Regions from separate parts of the Homo sapiens genome. Here region 1 is linked to region 2. The links are chromatin contacts, found by Hi-C or POLR2A ChIA-PET in ENCODE. All regions are on one chromosome and are shown on one strand. The core of a region is the stretch at or near the end of the contact, and the rest is flanking DNA. Distances in the headings are between cores, read along the strand shown.

Region 1 (2,700 bases), core at 117-2,616, 110 kb before region 2:
GAAATATTTATGTGTATGTGGAGCTGGTAGAGGGGTGGAAGAAAAAATTAGTCTATATAGTCCATAAACATTAATCTCCTCTGGAACTGTGAAGAAAATGATTGGAATTAGGGTCTCTATTTTTTAAAAGAACTGATGTTAGAGGAGGTAAATGTTGAAAGACTCTAAGTAGATGAACAGAAGCAAAAAAATAAAAATCCCAAATATTTTATTCTCTGGTCTAGCCATCAAAGAATGTATCCTTTATCTTAAAAGATGGTTATCTAGTTGCTTTAAAGCCTGGGGAAAGATCTGAAAATGGCAAAATGCCTAATATATAGACTCTCTTGGGAAAAGAGGAGGGGAGATAAGAGGTTTTCCTATCAATGGAATACCAAGATTGACTTTCAGCTAGGAATCCAGCCAATTTATTACTTCTTTCCCATTGTGAAGAAATACTATAAACGGACACAATAAGCTCCAAAGAAACTGGCTGGAGGAAAAGAAAAAAAAAATCAAAACCCAAGTGTAGAAAGACAGGCAAGTAGGATCAATTTGCTGGGTTCTATCCAAGTCCACCTAATTATTGCAGGAGGCTTGGCTGGCAGCTTGACATCAGGCAGGCGGTCCTCAGGTTCCCGGGCCCGGCCGGCAACTTCCTACCTGCACTGGGTGGGTAACAGGGCAGCGCATCAACCTCCTACAAGTGCTCGGGTTTTCTGTTTCTGTGCCCCAGGGAGAGCCCTCCCAAAACCTAAGTACATTCTACTTTTTAGAATTGCTCCTTCAGGAGAATGGCCAAGACCCGGTGGCTTTTTTTTCCTGCTTAGGTGCAGCTACACACAGTCCTTTCTCCCCCTCCTTGGCCTTGTCCTCTTTCTTTTTCCACTGACCCCACCCAGAAAAGACTGTATTTCATTGTCTCTAACTAACTGAGTTACGCTTTCCACACCAAGAATATTATTTTAGAGAAAAAGATTATAATACTCTGTGGCATACTCAGAAACATCTGGAGAGAAGGCGTATGGACCTCAGGCTTGCTCTCATCTCCAAGCAAGCACTAACCCAGAGGGACTTTCTTTGCTACATTTAAGCGTTAAAGGGAGGCACCTTCCCTCTGCTCATTCTCCCTTCCCTACATCTGCTTCAATCCCAGTCCCACCCTATGGCAGCAGAGTGCAAAGGGAGCTGGCGGGCCATGCCATCGTCTCCTCTGACTGACCCTGAAGGATGCAGGGTGACTCTTCGCTGCAGCCTGGGAGTCTAGGCATAGGCGGATTCCCAGGATCTGGACGGTGCCCATGGCTTGCCTCCCTCTTCCTCTGTGTCAATCAGTCGGTCCTCCTCTGCCAAGCCAGCTGTCTGCACCTGGACATCTCTGTCATTTTGCTCCCTCGCTCTGCCTGGCAAGTAGCCAGGTTGGCAGGGTCCCTGCTGGGGTCTGTGCTCCATTGTATGGGCAGCCAGCTGGAGCTAGGTGGGGGTAGGAACACTCTCATGGGGCCTCTGGCCCACAAATGCCTGAAGCAGCCAACCATGCTCTGGCTTGACCTGGCTTTAACCCAATGTAAACTCATCTTCAGGCTTCCAGGGAGCTTCAGAGGCTGTGCCCTAACCAAATGGACAGGACTATTGCAAAGTATTTCTATTTATGCACAATGTAGTGTGGATTTACGTGGGTAGGCATATCTGGAGACCAAAGTTGATATTCTCCTCCGTCATGTCTAAATAGTACCTTCAAATGTAATTTTAAGTAGTCAACAAGAAAGTAGATATTTTTCAATAATCTTTACTCCATTTAAGGTTCTAGGACCTTCCAAAATTCACTGAATCTCTCAAAAGTCTTCACAGAGCCACATTTTCGAGTACCAGAATTACACTGTGGTACTTGATGTCACAGGTCATGCAAGTCCACAGTTCCTTATGTTAAGGCTCTTTTGGTTATAAGCAACAGAAAAAAATCTGCTGGCTTAAGCAGGAAGAGGGAATTTTATTGTAAGATGCTTGCACAGCTCACAGAACCAAATGAAGAATGCGAAGGAAGGAAAGAAAGGAGGAAGGAAGGAAGGAAAGAAGGGAGGAAGGAAGGAAGGAAAGAAGGAAGGAAGGAAAGAAGGAAGGAAGGAAAGAAGGAAGGAAGGAAGGAAGGAAGGAAGGAAAGAAGGAAGGAAGGGAGGGAGGGAGGGAGGGAGGAAGGGAGGAAGGAATGTGGGGGAAGGGGTCCTGACGCCCTCAGCTAGAAAAGGTCACTGCCCTCTCCAAATGCATTGCCATTGTCCTGTGTTTTCGTTTTATACTGCTGTCATAAAAAACTACCAGAAATACAGTGGCTAAAAGCAGCAGAAGCGTATTAGCTCACAGTTCTGTAGGTCAGAAATCTGGCATGGGTCAACGGAGTTCTTAGCTCAGGTGTCTCCCAAGGCCAAAATCAAGGTGTCAGCCATGCCAGGCTCTTATCTGGAAGCTCTGGGGAAGAATTCATTTCAGGCTCATTCAGGTTGCTGGCTGAATCCATTGTCTTGCAATTATAGGAATGAGGTTCTTGCTTGCTCACCAGCTGGGGGCCTCCATCAGCTCCTAGAGGCAACTGCAGTTTCCTCTCACATGGCACCTCCATCTTCTGGTCAGCAATGGTGTGCCGAATTCTGCCCATGCTCCAAATCTCTCTGACTTCTGATGTTTTCAAGGACCCAAATGATAGATCAGGCTCACCCAGATTAT
Region 2 (2,700 bases), core at 32-2,531:
AGGGGGAAGTCCATTCATCTGGGTTCCCAGTCCTGGCCCCATGCCGGGCAAACAGCAGGGCTCAGTTAGTGGGGTGTGGGGGGCACTGAATGGAATGTGTTCAATTTTGCTTCACTTCTGCTGTTAACTTCCTGTTAGACCTTAGAAAAATCATTTCTCCTCCCCAAGTTTCATTTTTCTTATCAGTAAAGTGGTCCCTTTCACAGGACCAAGTAAAATTACTCGCTTTTAAATTGAAAAACACAAACCAAATACATTTTGTTTTTGTTTTTGTTTTCTGACTTGGGTCTTGAATTAAAATGGAAAAAGGGCTGTTGGCCACCAGTCTAAAGAATGCCAGGTAAGACCAGTTATGGATTGGGACTGAAGGAGCAATGAGTGTCTAACAAAAGAGTGAACACGGGTGACTGACCCGTGGTGTGGATGTCTGTAAGTGCACAGGGAATCCAGATTAAGAGAAGCTAAACGGGTAGAAATGCTGCTTGGATGGAGTGAGTCTGAGGCACCTCTGAAAGGCTCTGCCTGCACCCTCTCCTCAGTCAAGTAGTTGATGACCTGAAAAACAATCATTGCCTTAGGGGAGTTTGCTGTTTTAAAAGCTCTATTCTAGAAGTTCCACTTTCAGAACCTTTTTCTGTTGCTGGTAGAACACTGTTGAACACGGATCTATCAACTTTTCTTTTTGTCTGTGTTTACCTATCCAGAAGAATCTAATATAGGATGTGCATCTGTTGTATAAGTAAATGATACCTGTTGGCCAACTCCAGTGGAGAAAAATTGCCAAAGTTACAGTGTTTGTTCTTCATGTGGATTTTTAAGTTTCCTCTTTTAGTTGAACGTTTTTGTAAAGACAGAAGTGGAAAATTAGCTTTATTTTGACATGCTAAAGCTCAAAGACAAGTTAGCATAAATTCTGTATTAATTAATATCTATGGTTTATTGAACTTCTGCTATGCAGAGTGCTTTATATCATCTATGTTACACTTCACTGTGACAGCAGTCCTGTGAGGGAGCTATGAGAGGCTCAAGGTGCTGTAGTTATAGTAAGGATTCTACTCAGATCTGTCTGGGCTCAGAGCTTTCCCCTTCCCATACCCCACCTTACTTTGGAGTTTATATAATATTTGAGACAATATGTTTGTGTGCCTTATTTTTTTTTAAGTTTCGTAAGTTCTAAGAAAGCGGCATTTGTTACTTTTTAGAGAGCTCTTCCTTGACACTCCCCTAAAGGCCCAGGCTGGATGGGGTTGCCCTATCGCCACGGCCGCTTCAAAGCTGTCATTGTGGTTGCATAGTTATCTGTGCAGTGACTGTCTGACAGCAGTGTTCACTGTGGAACTGCAGGCTTTATCAGCTCAGAATCCTTATCTGTGCCAAGCCTAGTGCCTAACTCATAGTAGGCCCTCTTAAAAAATTGAGCAGGCATGAATGAGTGGAAACCATGCTTGTTAATAGCATTATGTGGCGATAAGACCATCATTCCTTGACTTGCTCCCCAAAAGTACAAAGTTTCAAGCAGACAAATGAACAGATCATTCTTAAAATTGAACTAATCTGGGCAAGCAAAGAGAGTTCAAAGATAAAAGAGGGGGACGCAGTAGTGCACAAGGGAAACATTAAAGCAAATATTTTCTTTTCCACAGAATCTTTTAGAATTCTTGAGGGTTACAGTTCCAGATATCATTGCTTTAAGTGTATAAAGTGTATTTTTAAAAAGTGAAACCCATACCCATTTAAAAATTGAAAAATATGTAATCAAGTTGTATCAGAACAAAAATGTGCTTTTTGTGTAAAAAGCTAATTAAATGGAGTCATCCTATTTAGTGATTTAAAAGGATTTGATTAAAATAATATCCACTTCAACTACTCTCAAAGGGCTGAGGAGAGAGGTTTGGTTTCCGTGCATCCTGGATGGCCTTTGTCTGGTGTGATTAAAGGTATTTCAGTGCCTGCCATGAGAGAGGCCCCTGCCATTTCTGCAGTTTCAGTGAGACCGAGAATTCCTGCAGTGTCATTCCAACTGTTTGCAGGGTTTAGACAGCTGCGTTCAGGCCACAAATATGGCCACAAACACTACTGCCTATTTGATAGACACAGAGGCCTTCCGAAACAAAAATTGTCATTCAAAAAGAAAAGTAAAAAGAAAAATTACCTCCTGCCTTAGAATTGTTTACTTTTCCTCTGAGTGAGTGAGTTCTTTGAAATGTGTTGGTCTGTTAATGTAGAATGTACATGGAAGTTGCTCCATTTTTCAGTGTTTCTTTGGTTTTAATAAGTCCCAAGAGAAATGATAAAAAACCTCCTAGATTCTTAGTGTGGGGATAATTGTCTTGTGGGGGGAAAATCTAATTCTAAGTAATCGAGGGTTAGAAATTTGAGGCCGCATCAGGAATCCAGCTTTAAAGCCATGTCCGCATGATTTCTATGCAGCTGGTTAAGAGGTGGGAAAATTAATTCATACAAGTTTTTTCTTTTGTGGGAAGAATAAGATTTCCGGGGTCAGAGGCCAGCAGTGTTTACATGGGGTATCCAAAGGCCTCACAGTGCTGGTTGCTGGGGTGACATGAGGATGTGTCTCCAGTGTGAATAGGGGGACATTGGCTTTGGGGTGTACCGCGCAAATGCGTGTACTGGTTGCTTAAGGGAGGTGAGGGAGAGAGTGAAGAAGAGGAAGGGAAGAATAGCATAAGCACAACTCCC

The links. A loop is a pair of places that touch in the nucleus more often than their neighbours do. ChIA-PET counts read pairs that join two places held with the same protein, here RNA polymerase II (POLR2A). Pooled maps may share reads with other maps.
Region 1: POLR2A ChIA-PET joins it to region 2 with 11 read pairs in Panc1. The contact joins two enhancer-like sites. A Hi-C loop is called at or near these places in 1 of 50 pooled maps. POLR2A ChIA-PET finds 5 or more read pairs at or near these places in 2 of 52 experiments (H1 and Panc1).

Annotation. Positions count from the first base shown.
Region 1 is chr6:111,949,569-111,952,268 of GRCh38, reverse strand. No RefSeq gene overlaps it. Among named protein-coding and RNA genes, the nearest start is that of LINC02527, 42 kb to the right of the region's middle. Within about 2 kb of position 1,366, at least 2 of the 41 ENCODE cell types and tissues checked have a DNase peak (open chromatin) inside an H3K27ac peak, as active enhancers do.
Region 2 is chr6:111,842,417-111,845,116 of GRCh38, reverse strand. The region is part of intron 2 of FYN (FYN proto-oncogene, Src family tyrosine kinase); the gene reads left to right. Among named protein-coding and RNA genes, the nearest start is that of FYN, 30 kb to the left of the region's middle. RefSeq lists an enhancer at 2,107-2,216. Within about 2 kb of position 1,281, at least 10 of the 41 ENCODE cell types and tissues checked have a DNase peak (open chromatin) inside an H3K27ac peak, as active enhancers do.